2 separate regions of the Mus musculus genome follow, and region 1 is linked to region 2. A link is a loop called in an ENCODE intact Hi-C map of the cell type or tissue named here. Cell type or tissue: left cerebral cortex. All regions are shown on one strand. Each heading gives the region's core, and the rest is flanking DNA. Links, peaks and the distances in the headings are about the cores only.

The links. Hi-C counts contacts between places; a loop is a spot of excess contacts. Peaks named below come from ENCODE experiments on the same cell type or tissue, not always from the same donor. Only the 100,000 strongest peaks of a DNase experiment are listed, where the experiment ranks them.
Region 1: it touches region 2 in a loop (3-fold over the local background); 1 of 42 quality-filtered maps calls a loop at or near these places.

The regions. Positions count from the first base shown.
Region 1 is chr1:4,780,666-4,788,830 of GRCm38, forward strand. Mrpl15 (mitochondrial ribosomal protein L15) reads right to left here and starts at 5,061. Exons shown (of 5, transcript NM_001177658.1): 1 at 4,908-5,061; 2 at 3,286-3,440; 3 at 1,903-2,068. The coding sequence starts at 5,012. In left cerebral cortex, for the core only: CTCF peaks have their summits at 5,000 and 5,206; a DNase peak (open chromatin) is centred at 5,088; H3K4me3 peaks cover 2,028 bases; H3K27ac peaks cover 1,105 bases.
Region 2 is chr1:5,014,445-5,022,609 of GRCm38, forward strand. Rgs20 (regulator of G-protein signaling 20) reads right to left here and starts at 5,095. Exons shown (of 5, transcript NM_021374.5): 1 at 4,867-5,095. The coding sequence starts at 4,935. In left cerebral cortex, for the core only: CTCF peaks have their summits at 3,616 (motif pointing right) and 5,156; DNase peaks (open chromatin) are centred at 1,418, 3,608, 4,350, 5,003 and 2 more places; H3K4me3 peaks cover 2,997 bases; H3K27ac peaks cover 2,558 bases.

The DNA of each region.
Region 1 (8,165 bases), core at 1,935-6,934, 230 kb before region 2:
TCAGCTGGCATCAGGTACATAAATGGTACACAGACGCACATGCAGGCAAAACACTCACACACTTAAAATAAAAGCAATAAAAAGAAAAATGCTTTGGGTAGGAAAAGGCAGATGCACAGTGTGCTTCTAAGAGAGGGAACAGGGCCACAGGCTGCACTTGAGCTCCTGGCCAGCTCCTGCCAGCTTGCAATGTAGTAAACTATTTTTTAAGGGTGAAGTAGGTGAACAGGTCCCAGATGGATGGAGTGGCACATGCCTGTCAACAGGAAAAGGCAGGAGTCAACCAGGTCTATACCGTGAGTTCCAAAATAGCCTGCCAGAGCTACCCAGTCTCAAACAACAAAAAATAATTTCAGAAAGATCTTCTTTGAGGCTGAGAGAGAACTCAGAGGTTAATAGCTCTTGCTGCTTGGGGGTTTGGGGTTTGGTTTCCATCACCCACACAGTGGCTCACAATTACTTATAACTCCAGTTCCAGGGGCTCTAATGTCCTCTTTTGAACTCTGTGCGTACATATGGTGCACATAAACATATAGACAAAACTCTTATATACATAAAGAAATCAAAAAAAAGTCTTTTAAATCTAATTGAATTTCCTGATATATTGACAGGTGAAACAAACAAAAAACAAAACAAAACAAAACAAATGAAAAAAAGGGAAAAAGCTGTACAGATTCACAGAGTATGCCAGCCGTCTAAAACCACAGCTAGAGTGAACCAGTGTTTTGGGTTTGTTTGAACTTTATTTTTATTTTGTTTTTTAGTCTATGTGTATGTGTTTTGACTGCATGAATGTCTGTGTACCATGTTCATACAGTCCCCGTGGAGGCCAGCAAAGAACGGAAGATCGTGTGGGACTGTAGTTCCAGTTTTGAGTACCATCATGTGGGACTGTAGTTCCAGTTTTGAGTACCATCATGTGGGACTGTAGTTCCAGTTTTGAGTACCATCGTGTGGGACTATAGTTCCAGTTTTGAGTACCATCGTGTGGGACTGTAGTTACAGTTTTGAGTACCATTGTGTGGGACTGTAGTTCCAGTTTTGAGTACCATCGTGTGGGACTGTAGTTACAGTTTTGAGTACCATTGTGTGGGACTGTAGTTCCAGTTTTGAGTACCATCGTGTGGGACTGTAGTTCCAGTTTCGAGTACCATCGTGTGGGACTGTAGTTCCAGTTTTGAGTACCATCGTGTGGGACTGTAGTTCCAGTTTTGAGTACCATATGGATACTGAGACTTGAACCCAGATTCTCTAGATGAACAGCCAGTGTCCTTAACCACTCATCATCTCTCCAGGCCCCAAGATGAGGTGTTGAGTAAGCAGTCCTTCAGATTCACCTTCCACAGTTTTTAGTTACTGGTTGGTGGCCATCCACAACTCCTAAGTCTTTATGAGCTAGGAAGGAAACCGAGAGCCTGTACAGGCTGAAGTGCAACTCCAGCACTGTTTAGGTTTTACACTGTGTGGAGGCCTCGTGTTGCTCCACCCCATCCTTCGCAGACACGAGTCTGACTTTATTATGTCATTTTCAGACTTTATGCAGGTACTCCTTATCTTACTCAATGAAGGCCCCAGTGTAGGACAGCAGCAATGCGGACAGCTCCGACATGGCAAAGAGGAGCCATAAAGTGTGCACCTGAAGTGAAGAGGTGCAAGGTCTCCATTTAATAGTCATAACTTAAGGCTACTAAGAACTATAGCAATTCATTTCTAACCTCCCACTATGCCTAACTTAATATTAATCTTTACTAGAGGTCTGTATGAAAAGAAGAAAATAGTGTCTCTACAGTTTGGTAATGTCCACAGTGAAGCATATATGTGGTATGTGTACATAATGAGAGTATGGCAAAGTATGTATATAGTACCAAACAACAAAACATACAAAATCCAATCTAGAGTTACCTCTTCAACCAGCTGGACTCCATAATCCCTCTTAAGCGGCTGGATGGTCACACCTCTCCCATTCACAAGCTGGGTTAGGTCAATAGGTTGAGTTGGATCAACTCGACCTAAATCAATGAGATACTGTAGTCTCCTGAGACTCAAAGGCTGATACTGGTGCCTGAAACTGCAAAGCAGGAATGTAATAATTAGAAAACACCAAGTAACCTTCCTGTATCCTCTTCAAACCAGCACGCTTTCCAGTGTTTTCCTTCATAATTTCTGATGGTCTAAAATAAATTTATAAGCACAACACAAACACATAATAAAACACCAGTGCTTCCTTTGGTCCACTAAAAAAAATTTACCTCTCTAAACATTTACTTCACTCATGGACACAAGTAACTCACAGTTTAATTCAAGATAATATCATAAGGTGCTGGAGAGATGGCTCAGCATTTAAGAGCACTGACTGCTCTTCCAATGGTCCTGAGTTCAATCCCCAGAAACCACATGGTGGCTCATAACCATCTGTAATGAGATCTGATGCCCTCTTCTGGAGTGTCTGAAGCCAGCTACAGTGTACTTACATATAATAAGTAAATAAATTTAAAAAAATAACATCATAAAATAAAAATGGTACCCACTACAATGTGCCATAAACATATTATATATGCATACATATTATATACATAATGTAATATATATATATATACATACATACATAATATATATGGGGATGTTTGTGTATATGTATCTAAATATATCTATATTTCAAATATATACCCATTTAAAAAGGTAATATACAGGCTGGTGAGATGGCTCAGTGGTTAAGAGCACCGACTGCTCTTCCAAAGGTTCCAAGTTCAAATCCCAGCAACCACATGGTGGCTCACAACCATCCGTAACGAAATCTGATGCCCTCTTCTGGAGTGTCTGAAGACAGCTATAGTGTACTTACATATAATAAATAAATGAATCTTTAAAAAAAAAAAAAGGTAATATACATGGAAATAAAAATACATATGGCAAGATACATTTACCTTTTATATATAAATATAGATACAGATATATATAGATATATATAGATATGGAAAGATACATATACATTTTTCAATTGTTAATCATCTAAGGAATTATGACAGCAAGCACTATCATCAGCATGTTGTTGGTCTGAGTAGACTCTGTACAAATGTGCTTTTCTGGGGGCATAGTCATACAGTGACACAGACAATAGAGGGTAAGTTACATTACTAAAAATTATTCAAAGCAACAGTACCATAAGTGTGTTCCTAAATAAACATAAGGTATCTACCAAATTACTTGTGTACTTCTTAGTGGAAATTACGATTTGTACTTAAAAAAAACAAAAAACAAAAAACAAAAAAAAAAAAACAACCTTACCTATGTCCTTCATTAAATCCATATTTTGGGATTCGTATGTAAAATGGAGTCTGCCCTCCCTCAAAGCCCAGCCTTGGCCGGGTTCCTCTCTGCCTTTCTCCTTTATGGCCTCTGCCACACTTCCTACCTCTTCTCCGATCTCTTGGACGTCTTTCCTACAAGAAAAAGTGAGTTTTAAGATCTTCAGATACATTTCTGAAAACTGTCTCATCTCATAGCATATTCCATATTAATGCTGTTTATCCATTGCACCAGAGGTAAAGTACCGTGTGCCAAGCCCTGCTCTAGCTGCGTGCTCATCTTTATACTCCACCAACATAGTTCTCTCAGAATGTAGCTGATCCTAGTAACCAAAATACAAGGTGAAACACAGGGCAAAGTTCTAAGGAAGGGATGGGATCCAACAGGAATAACAAGCTCTACAATAAGCTAGGTCCCTGTAGTGATTGCTATCTGCTAGGTTGAGGCAGGAGGATTCAAAGTTCAAGGCCTGCCTAAGCTACAAAAAAAGGGCAAGGCCAGCAACCCCCAATTTTCTGAGAGTCTGTCTCTGAATAAAGCATTTAAAAATCGGGAAAGGGAACCAGATGTGGTGGCGCATGCCTTTAATCCCAGCACTCGAGAGGCAGGGACAGGAGGATTTCTGAGTCCGAGGCCAGCCTGGTCTAAAAAGTGAGTTCCAGGACAGCCAGGGCTCTACAGAGAAACCCTGGGGGGGGGGGGGGGGGGGGGCGGTGAGAGGGCATCGGGAAAGGGTTTGGGATTACAGCTCAGTGGTATAGTGTGCTTGAACAAACAAGCTAAGGGCCTAAATTTAGTCTTCAGGAAAAAGCAGCTGGAACGGAAAAAGAAAATCCTAGAACTAAACAGCCAAAACGAGGCTTGAGTGACATTAAATGTTTTATTTTTAAATTAATCGTAAATATGTAATTAGATCACATATGGCTAAGGAAAACTCCAATTTTTGCTAGGGACACATTCTAATTTCCTAAATTCCTAAAAGATAAGCTCCTGGCAACTTGTCCCCCTCCACAGAATTGTAAAACTGATGTGAAATGATTAATTGCTTCGGTAAAGTTCCTCATGTAGCTGTAAGTTCCCCAGAAATAAAGTAATTGCGACCTTTCAAAGCCCTCCACCTTCTACCCCTTTAACCTGGGCCTAAGGGGAATTGTGGTTGGCTGCACTATAACATTAAAAAATTGGCTAATTACAACTGGATAGAGTCGGGTAGTCTTTCGGTGTTCTCTAACTCCGTAACATCTTTCCCTTAATTGACTTTGTCAACCGCCCCCCCCCCTAAAAAAAAAGCCGTATATTAAGTTACTGTAAAAGCCGAGCAGCCGACCCACAACAGTTTTCTAGTTGCACCCTGGGTTGCACATTGGCCAGCTGGAATGTAGAAAAAACACTGGGATTTTTATAACGACGATAGGCACTTGCTAAGCAGTTCAGTTTAAACGCAATTTTGGATGAATCGTCTGCAGTTCCCGAGTGTGTACCCTCCGCCTGCTTAGCATCCTTAACACTGGGCGCACGCGGAAGGGAGCCAGGCGCCCGCACGCGTCCATCGCCAGAGTGACGCGGCCCCTGCACTCCCCGCACCGCCGCCAAGCGTTTACCCGTTTTCTGGAGTTAGGACTGGGCTTCAGGTTGGCCAGGCTCACTCTCGGCAAGGACCGCAGCAGGTCCAGGCTGGTCCCGCAGCCGCGCGCCGTGCCAGCCATGACCCGCGGTGCTTCAAGGGCGCCCAGGAAGCGGCGTAGACTCCGCGTTGCTTTACGGCTCCGCCCGGCCCCTGTCGCGCTGCAGCGGCCGTACTGCCCCGCCCCTGTCGTGCTGCAGAGCGACCGCATCCGCGTCGGTAGGCTATGTCTTCCAGCTTCCAGGCTTGATGTCTTTTTACTTCGGGGAACTGCATCAACTTTTGTGAGATCATGCTTTATCCTCTGGCTTTGGTACCATTTTGTGAACGAAAACTGTTCTCTTCTGCCCTGTAATGACTGAACACGCTGTACGGTAAAAGTGGGGCCTCATGAAGCGAAAAGTAATCCAAAATGATGTGAACAGGTTCAAGCTTTGAGACTCTGGTAATTCAACTGTTACAGTGCCTGGCTCTAGAATTAATTGTCTAATTAGGTTCAACCTAATAGCGTGCCTTGCAGTTAACGATGGGGGGTGGGGCATACTTAGCTCCTGGGGTATGCCAGAAACTGAGTTAAAGTTAGCCTTACTAGATTCATATAAACAACCACGCTAGAAGCGAGGTGTGGTTTTATGCCTATCAGATCGACCCAGCTGTCACAGCAGATGGTATAGATAGGATTCAAAGCTAATGAACTTAAACTGCCAAACATATATTTAACTCTCCAAATTAAATGATTTTTAAAACTTGTCTTAATACAAGTAATATAGAAAACAATGTGTTCATTTTTATATTCTTTTTCCGTTCCACTGTCTTGCTGGAGAATTGCTCCTACCAAGCTCTATCAGTTATATAGTGAAGGTGAGACAATTTAATAAGCAGCTGTTTCTAACTCAAATAAACCTTTATTTTTATTTTATTGATTCATTGTGAATTTCACATCATACACTCCAGATCCACAATCCCTCCGTCCTTTTTGCCCTTGCAAACCCCCCCCCCCCCAAAATAAAAATAAAGTTTAGGAAACCTCATCGTGAAGCTGTCGTGTGTCACAGTGTGTCCTACAGTATACCCTTTTGTCCATACATTATTACTTGCAAATGTACATTGCAATGAGTCATTGGTCTGGTTCTAGGTCTCTGGCTTCTGCTACACCAATATTGGATCCTCACAGGGACTCTATTCGGTTATCCTGCTATTGTCCTAGGTCACTGAGATCCTGCAGCTCTGGATCAGCAGGACTAGCTAGCCCTTTCACATGTTCCAACAGGTTACACATAAGGTAGATATCGGGGTGAGCTACTCAAAACCATGGATTTGGGCCTGGGGCCAGAGCCTGCTGGTCATTCAACATGGAAACCACGACTTGGGGTATGAGGATGATTATAGGAAAGGCAAAAAGAAGATGGAAGAGACAGATATGGGAGGGCTACAGGTCAATACCACCACTAGCAGCAAGTTTACTTTCTCAGTGTCTTTTAAAGGCTAGCAACAGAAAGCATGACCAATTCCAGGAAGTTAAACAATGAACATGAACATTTATGTGATAAGTGTATGGTACACACTATCCATGTTTGACTAAGGCCATTTCCTTCAGGCTTGGACAGTCTCTCAAGGACATATGTAAAAGCAGAGGAACTTGGCAGGATATAATGCATGTCTTAACTAAAAGCAAAAGCATGTTAGCAGACTCATTCATGATTAATTACAAGCAAGAACTCAGCCAACATTAACTCTGGAAGTGCTCCCCACATGTCCCCTTTTTATCTATGCAAGCCAATGAAATTGAGGAAAGCCAAAATACTGTGTTGCATTTCTTGTAAGGATACATTTTCTTTATTGTATGGTTTATGTGATGTCACTAATATTAATCAGTCATAGTGGAAATGGTCTGTAGCCAATTGTATGCTGTTTGTCCCATATGCAACATAGTAAGCATAGAAAACTATGAGAATGAATTGAAGAGTGCCACAGACTCTCTTTGGTCACTGTCTGTGTGGAACAGGTCTCTGGTTGCAGGTGGACAAGGAGTTGGCAGGAATTGACAGACTCTACACAAGGGAGTGTGGATCTGAATGTAATTTGTCAAATTGAGCATCAAACTTTTTATACAGAAGAAAATAGGGAAGTTGTGTGACACACCTGCAAGGTACAAAGAGGCTACTGGATTCTTACAAAAAACAGGAATGCAAACACAGAAGGACTGGCAGGAACCAACTGGGATAAAATTCAATGTTAACAACTGGGATCAAAGGCAGAGGCAGGCAGATTTCTGAGTTCGAGGTCAGCCTGGTCTACAAAGTGAGTTCCAGGACAGCCAGGACTACACAGAGAAACCCTGTCTCGAAAAAAAAAAAAAAAAAAAAAACAAACAACTGGGATCAAAAACAGCTCCATCTAAGGTCCACTTAATTTTAGAAGCCAGGGGCAAGGGCTTTGTGGCCTTGCCATAGTTCCTACTCTAGTCTATTGTATAGTCCACCTTCCCCCTAGGCCATTGTAAATACTTGTGTATGGGTGTAACTCAGCTATCTATAGTTCTAAGTATCTACTCTGGTTCCTTTTTCCTAGATAATGGTAAATTCCTGTGTAGGGCAGTGACTTAGCTATCCATTCCCAAGGTCAGATCAAGGACTGCCTAGAATCTAAGTTACCTATATGTCAAAATATCAATCCTTAGGAGCACTTGTAATAAAGCAATATTAAGGGAAAGCACACAGATCTGTTTACCAACTAAAGCAAGGACACTGGAGCATTCTCTTTACAGGATGTCATTATTCCAGGAGACTAAGTTTCCATGAACTTTTCGCCTCAGGACAGCGCCCAGGTTTTCAGGGTCTGTGCGCTTGTCACTACTGGAGTGGATGTAGTGAAAGGAAATAAAACTTGAGACCTGTGATTCATGTAATTTATGTCAAATAGCCCAAAGAGTTGTTTGTGAGCTTTGAAACCTCAGACTGAGAACATAGCAGAACAGGCCAGAACATGCCCGGGTAAGCCCGTCATTGAGACATTCCTGAGGCTGCTTAGCCATAAAGATAAAGAGAATGACATGCCGGACTGGCCCGGCGCCTCCCTATCTCCCGCCCTTCTGACAGTCTGCTAATGTTTAAATGGACCAATCATGTGAAACTGTGCCAATTCCTCCCCAGCCCCGCCCCTTTTCTATAAAACCCCCTATCTTCCAAGCCTCAGGGTTCAAAACCACTGTCTCCTGCATGAGATACGGTTAGAC
Region 2 (8,165 bases), core at 1,275-6,274:
AGGATTAATGAAAATACACATGTATGTTCATATTATTTTCTGTGTTGGAAATCAAATCCAGGGCTTTGGACTCGCTAGGTGAATGAATGCCCCTTACATGCACTTTTAGACAATAGTCTAATATTGTTTTCTTTAATACTTATTATCAACAAAACTTTTATTGAAATTATAAGAAATCTTCTAGTTCATTAAATCTCACAATCACCCCACAATCAGTCACCAATCCTTTATAGGGTCAGAATGGAACATGATTATTTCTATTGTCTTTCAATCTGGTCAAATAGCCCTAAAGGAGTTACATGTGTTTTATATTTGAATCTGGGGTGTAGTTTAGTGATGATCACAGATGGATATCTGAGGCCTTGTGTGTTCATCCCAAGCATGAAAGTACATGTAGATTCACCACACACACACACACACACACACACACACACACACACACACACATCAGTGCCAGCCACGTGTTATCCTTGTTATAGATGTGTGATCTAACTCTGAGCTGTTCACTCTAGAGCATAAGGAAAACACAAGCCAGATCCCAGGCCTTCACTTCTTCACTGTTAGACAGAGAAGTACAGGACACCACCCAGCTCCTCATCAGGTCAAATTGTAATTTTGCACCAGATGCCTTAGTCTTAAATACATATAGAAACATGGATTTGAATGGATTTTACAATTTAGAGTTAAATTTATGACTACAAATCAGGATGGTTAGCTGGCTTTAATAACTTGGGAGATAACTCATATGAAGCAATACTGCTTATAATAATGTGGCACCTTACTTATGTTCACAAATGATCCCCAGTACAAATAGTATCAAACCAGCAGACTAGAACCAAGGTACTCTGTTTCCCAAATTCCTAATAATGGAATATCATTTTGAACATATTCCATCTGGAAGGCCATCAGAGTTGATTATGAATGGTCTCTGCTAGAGCCCATTCAATTGTGCTAGAACTCCTGTAGCTATGTCTAAACCCTCAAACTCTCAACTCAAGGTAACATTCAGGGAACATCTCAGACAACTGCTGGTAGTCAGTGACTCACACTCTTATTGTACTGAATGCTAAACTGTGACTCACAATGAATCTATTAGCTGTTGAATGACACTGTGCTTATTTGAATAGAAGCTCACATTGTGAGTCACTTGGTGGTGCCCTAAAAACCATCCTCCAGATTTCTACTTGGACAGTGATTCACACAATAATCGCGCTGCGACCTGACTTGACTGACACGTGTCATTTCAAAATTTCTGTCTGTGGAACTGGCTTGGGATTAGTCTAGAAAGTTACTCCCTGCTAAATGCCCAATATTTCTAAGAACATAAAGGCCCCCTGAGACACAAAATCAAGGGGAACATAGATATTCGGCTTACATACAAGAGAAAACCATGCTCTCCTACTTCAAGGAGGCAGCACAATTCTAGAGTACTTTCCCCACAAACACCCTGCTCCTTAAGATAGCTCTGTAAGGGAAGACATTATTTCCTCAGCTGTTCCTGTGAGGGTGGCTCCTTTAAGCTGTCCTCCACATCTTCCTCATATACAGTGAGTATGGTTCCATAGAAAGATAGACTTGAATATTCAAGTAAGATATACAGTAAGATTTTAAGAACTGGAATGTGACATCCCTAGCTAAGTTCCTTTATTCAAATAGGCAAGATTTTCTATTTAACTTGCCAGTCCATAAAATTTGAAAGAATAAAAATCACCTGTGTGATTTTAAAAAGCTTTCCTAGAAGGCCTTCTCATGGGAATGACCTTCAGGCAAGCAGGAAAGAGATTTTTAAAATGTAAGAGAAGCTTGAAAATGATTTCTAATATAAAATTTCTCAAAGGTATTAGTAGAATATGCAACTGAATGCACCCCCTCATGGGACCTTAATTCTCTGCTAGTCCTAACACCTTTGTGGTCATGTCTTTATAATGCCAAGTACCATGGCAACGAAACCTTGTGTTTCTCAGTGTTGAAGCTAACACATACTGTATATTTCATCCTTCTATGCATATCCTAGCCTCACGGCTGTGAAAGGGATCACAGATTCTCAGTGTAGTTTGTCAGAGCTATGAGGAAAGAGCCAGAATTCTAGTCTTCCTTCAGCCGCTCACTAGTTGAAATCCTAAACTCTCTGAATGTTTCCTCATTTGTAAAATGAAGAAGGTCGAAGAAGTAATCATAATCATCCTATATTTTATATGATAGATAGCTTTTGGGGTGAATTGTTTAGTATTCTTCAAAATGTTTCTTAAATAAAAGATCAAATACCTCACTTCAGTATTTATATTGGCTATTTTATAAATGCCATGATTTAATGTGTAATTCTTTAAATGTATATTTGGTCAACAAAAGGAACTCTTTTCCTGATTGTCTGAGACAAGGTCTCATGTAGCCTAGCCTGGCTCTGAATTTGCTATGTGAGGGAGAATGGCTTGAGCTTCCGATCCTCTTGTGTGTTGGGATTACCTTCATGGACACAACAGAAGTTTACACAGCGCTGGGGCTGGAACCTGGGGCTTTGTGCATTTAGACAAGTGCTCTATCAACTGAAATATATATCTAGCCCCCATAAACCCAACTCTTTAAAGCACTTAATCATTACTATTGGGATCTTGTTTGTTTGCTTGGTTGTTTTTGTGTGTGGTGTATTGGAGGGGTGGTGAAGACATGGTTCACAAGGAGGTCAGAGGACAGGTTTGTGCAGTCAGTTCTTTCCTTCCACATTTACATGTGCTTTTGGGTGCCTGGATTTAAATTTAGGTCCTCAGGCTTGCACACTAAGTGCTTTACCTGTTGTAACATCTCACCAAATCCAACTCTTTTTAAAGAGAAAAGTTCTCTTCAAATTATGTTAGATGCTTATATGCAAATATCTCTTATTTATCCACAAAGGGTCCAGGGATAGAGAAATGAATTGTATTTAAATTTAGGAATTGAGAGAAAACATTTACTGCTTCATGCTTTTGATACCAAAACCCTTTTTAGTGTGTAAACATATTGTTTATAGCATATGAAAACAGGCATCATGCTATTGATCTTTATATTCCTTTTTTTTTTTTGAGAAAGAATGACAATATGTAGCTCACTTGATCTCAAGTTCTATATTTTCCTTCCCTAGCCTTGGGAGAGCTGGGGCTAGTGATGCATCCATACTTATATGTTCATAATGTCTTTAGATTTTGAACTCCACTAGGCCCATGTTGCATCAATATAATAACAGTAGGAACAGATTTTTTATTTACAAATTTTATATCTATGCATGAGTGCCTGCATATATGTGGGAACACTACAAGTATGCCAAGTGCCTGCTGAAGCAAGAAGAGGAGACTGGATCCCCTAGAACTAAGGCTACAGGTTGTTGAGAGTACATTCGTTTAACCCATGAGCCGTCTGTCTGTTCAACGATTTGACTAGTTTTTACATAGCACGAGCCCAGAAATTGTGCTGTATTAACCTGCAGTGGCGAGTGGGCGCCAAGGCCATTCAGCCAGCTATCTGGCTGTGAAGTCTTGGAAACCCACAAGAGGGTGGCCTAGAACACAGTCTCTGGAGAGGATTTCCTTTCCAGCACTCTCAGGACAGAAACCCTCCTGCACCACCACTTTCTTCACGCTGTGGCTCTGTTCTCCACCTGAGGGCGCAGAGGCAGCAGTTGCTATGGCCAGAACCCCCTTGCCCGCTTTAGCCCCACGTCCATCAGCAGTTGTGTGAGTGTGGCTAGCTAGCTCTTCTTGCCCAGGTTTTGCTTGCTGCTTATGGACTCGAGGAAGATCCTGACCCAGCCCAGCCCCAGAGAGCCCACCTCTCCCGCGCTCCACCTTCACACCTTCAGACCTGCGCGGTCGCAGCGCCTGTACCCTCCCCAACGCCCACCTTCGGTCGCCCACTCCCTAAGTGTGGAAATCCTTCAGCGCATTGAAACGTCTCCCCAAACACCCACCCCACCCCCGCGTGTGCCGCTTCCGAGGCCTCTCCCTTACCCACTCCCCTGAAGCAGTAGGTGGGGTTAGCCACAGATCTCCGAAAGAGCACACCCTTGTCCCAGGGAGCTGTCTCCCTTTAGGCTCCTTGCCAGCCCAGTTTCCCCAAGTCTGAGGGCACCATCATACAAAGACCCGACTCCCCATCGCTCACCTCCGCGCAGCCTCTCTGCTTCCTACCCGAACCTTCAGTCGCTGCAGCCTCGGCACGTCCTCGGGTTCCAACCTCCCGAGCCCCCCGAGTGTGGGAAATCTAGCTCCCAGGCCCGATAAGGACAATCCCCACCCTCTCTCCCTTAAGTGACTGTTCGGTCTACTCAGTTGTCTGGTGTTGCTGCCCGCAGCGCTCCGGGCGCGGTCTGAGCGCCTACTTGAAGCTCAGCTCCGCCAGCCGGCCTGTGATGCGCTTCTCTGAAAGGGAGGTAGTGCGTTCCGGGAGTGTCACCTCCTCAACCTGCGCTCAAATTGCCCGCCCCGGGTCCTCAGACCGAGGCGCATCCTTCCCCCAACTGAGAGAGAGCCGAGACTCTTCCACTCGCTTGGGCTCTCCCAAATGCTTGGCATGTCTGATGTGCACTTTAGACCTTAATGGCATTTTTCGTCCCTCGCTGAGTCTCAGAGTCCGGACCACCTGCTTGGTGGGTCTGATAATAACCGATCACAATGGTTCGGAGCCTTCCCTCAGACAATGAGATGTTCCGAACTCACAACCCACTCGCCTCAACTGACTAACCCTAAGGGCGATGACCAGCCAGGGATTGCACCACCGGGCAAGGAGAGACTGGCGTCCCAGGTTCCTCGAGCTCCTTCTACTGCCAGGTCCAGGGCTTCGGGGGGGGGGGGGGGCAGGGAGTCAGAGAGGAAGACGAGGAGGACGCCAGGTACTTACCAGGCCAGGGTCCGCTGGGCTAGCCGAAGGGGAAGCTCTGGCCCTCGGGCCTCCGTTGGCCGTGCGCATGCGTCCAGAGTGTGCCTTAGTTTTCTTACACTAGTCAGAGCGGTTCCTACTCCGCCCGCGCTGGCTCTCTGCCACCCGCCCTTTCCTGCGTTTCTGGGTCTAAGCTCCGGAGCTCTTCTCTCTTCCTCCTCCTTTCCCTTCTCTGACTCCTCTCCGCCCCGGCGCTCGCTCGCTTTCCTGGGGCAGGGCAATCCCCTGGCTCGCCTCCTTCTGGCGGCAGCACGCAGCACTCGGAGGCTGGGGGTACTCCCTAGTCCCAAATCGGGCGAGCGGAGCCCCGGTCCTGGCTCCTCTCTTATAATCGCAACGAAATAATGGGTGCGGCGGGAGCGAGCTTTGAGGGTGCCTGTAAGGCCCTTTCTCTTTATCCCCTGGCCTTAGCTTGCGGGGGACGCCGTGGGGTGGGGGCGATCCAGAGTTTGTGAATGAGTACTGGGGCCTTGTGAATGAAGAGATGCTTGGGGGTACGGGGAAAGGTCGCGAGAGGAGCTGGTGCTTTGTACCCCGGGTCTCGCGCCTGTGAACTGCCCGCCCCTGCTGGACAATCCCCACTGAACCCTTTGACCTCAGCGCCACTAACATCCGCCCCCAACTCTCTTTGTATAGCCTTTCTAAGAGATCTGTTCTCCCACTCTAAACAGTGGTCCTACTCAGTTCCGGCCAGCCAGCCAGAGTCGGATGGCCCCACCTGGCGATTGGGATGGCAGGGTGGAGTGTATGTAAGAAAGCCTAAGCCGGGACTCCGGTCTCTCTCAGTCCCTCGGCAGTCTCCCTTTCTTTTGCGACTCAGGCGGTGGGAGGGGAAGCCCCGGGCATTTGCAGAACCTGGCGCCTACCTCTGAGGATGCCCCTCGCCCGGGTCGCCGCAGCTAGCGAAGTAACCCTTGAAGTGAACCCCTGGGGCAGTGCGCCTGAGCTCGGAGGGCTAAACTCAAGCAGCAAAGTGACCTGACACAAAAATAACATCACGTCATTTCCTCCCTCTTCCTGGGAAGAGGAGTGGGGGCATGAACGCGGCTGCGAGCGGTTACAAAGTGCGGGGATGCTTGGGGAGGCTCGAGGGGAAGCTGCAACTACAGTTGGAAAAGATCTTCGGAGGCGTCAGAGGGCTTCCTCTTGCTTCCTAGGATGGTAGAAACAGAACAGATCGCTTGGGAGAAAGTAGCTCTAATGCCTCGGTGGAGGTGGGAGTGTCCGGGAGCCTCAGGTGCCCTTTCCTCCAGTGTGCCCAGCGCTGTGCCAATCTTTCAGTATCCAGGCCAGCCCGGGTGGGCTGGGTCAATCAGGATTAGAGCGAGTGGGAAAGGCTGGGGCCTCCAGAAGCCGAGGGTGGGTTTAGTGGAGTTCCCAGTACTCACGGACTCGGGTGAACTCTTTTCAGTACAGGCGTCCTCTCCTCTGGGCTCCGAATTCGGACTTGCCAGCTTCAGTAGACGACCCCTCGGACGTCGTCCTGGCAGTGCCATTGAGGCCACAAGTAGGAACAGGAGGCGGTGGGGCTCTGGAGAGAGCCAGGCAGTAGGCCAGGAGCTTGGCTGAGAGGGAAAGTCCCTGCGCCCAGGCAAGCCACGGGAGGGGGTCGCCGCAGAAGACACAAGAACAGCTGGAGAGCAGGCTAGAAAGGTGGCGAAATGAGTCGACCCGGTGGAGTCTGGGAGCTGTGCAGGGCGGAAGGCGGGAAGGGTGTGTAAGAAAGGCGAGAAACAAAACCAGCACATCAGTACGATCTTGTCCACAGTCACCTATTTGCGACCTTGTGGAAGCATTTTGAGAATTGCTTTGGGGATACAAGAGAAGGTCAGTGGAAGTAAAAAGAGAAAGCACTAGCTTAGTTTCTTCCCTCATTTAAACTACGTTGCCTAACGCTGTGGTCTCTGAACCAGCTGCTGTTGCCAATATTCAGTATCCAGCTGCTCCATAAGAATGCAAAATTTATGTCCCTTTCCTAGCCTAGTTCATCAAAACCTGCACATTTACACCCCATATAATCTGTATGCACATTAAACGTGGTGGGCACCAGTCATCTATTCAATTTTTCATTTTTTTCCCTCTTCCCTTCCCTCATCAGAATTCTCCTTACCCTGTCCTCCAATAGACCACTGAGGTCGGAATAGTTACCAGGTCCCACTGGGGTAGCTGTTAAGTGAGACTTGGGTAGTTCTTAGGCAGCTGGCCAGCCAGAAAGAATCCAGACCCACCTTACACTGGGAGCCGGGTAGGAAGTAGCCAACTTCACCTCAGCATAGTGGGGGAGTTTGTTCGGTTTTGTAAGCCTTCAGGCGTCTTTTCTGAACTCCATATGTACCTCTTATTTTCAGAGTTCTGCTTCCTGAAATGTATTCCTAGGAGACTTATGTATGAAAGAGGATAAAAGTAAACATGCTCTTTTTTTTTTCTTGGAAAGTTAAAAAGATGACATTCTTGGGCATGTTTAGTGTAGTAGTCAGGAGCACAGGGTCCTAGAAACAGCCTTCCCACTAACAACCCCCAACTGTGGGGATGCCGCTTTAATTTCCCAGTTTATCTACTTTTGTCAAAACGAGTCTTTAAAAATAATCTTTGGCTGGGAGTGATGGTGCATGCCTTTAATCCCAGCACCTGGACAGGCAGAGCTCTGTGAGTTCAAGGCCATCCTGGTTTACATAGGAAGGTCTAGGACAACTGGGGCTATGTAGAAAGCACTTTGTCCACACCACCACCACCACCACCACCACTACCACCACCACCACCACCACTCAAAACTTTAAAGTTTAACAATTCTTGCCTTAGTGAGAGAATCAAGATGCAAGGTAAGGCTGGGAATGTAGCTCATTTGAGAAAATGTTTTCATAGCATGCTGGAAGCCCTAGGTTCAGTACAGCAATGCTGCCCATAATCTCACACTGACGAGGTGGTACCCATATGACAGGAATCACATATGGAGGTAAGGCCATCTTTGACTTCATGAATTTGAGGTCAGCATAAGCTGCATAGGAATCTAAGAACATGTCTCAAATAAGAAGAGGAGGAGATGGAGGAGGTGGTGGTGGAGGAGGAGAAGGAGAAGGAGGAGGAGGAGGAGGAGGAGGTAGGGTTGCTAAAAGAAATGTCTCCAAATATTTTTCATTGTTTTAAAATTTTGTTTATTGTTTGTTTTGTTGTTGTTGCTGTTGAGACAACGTCTCGCTGAGTAGCTCAGGTGAGTATTAAGGTTTCCACTCTGGCCTCAGTTTACTGTTCACAGGTATGTA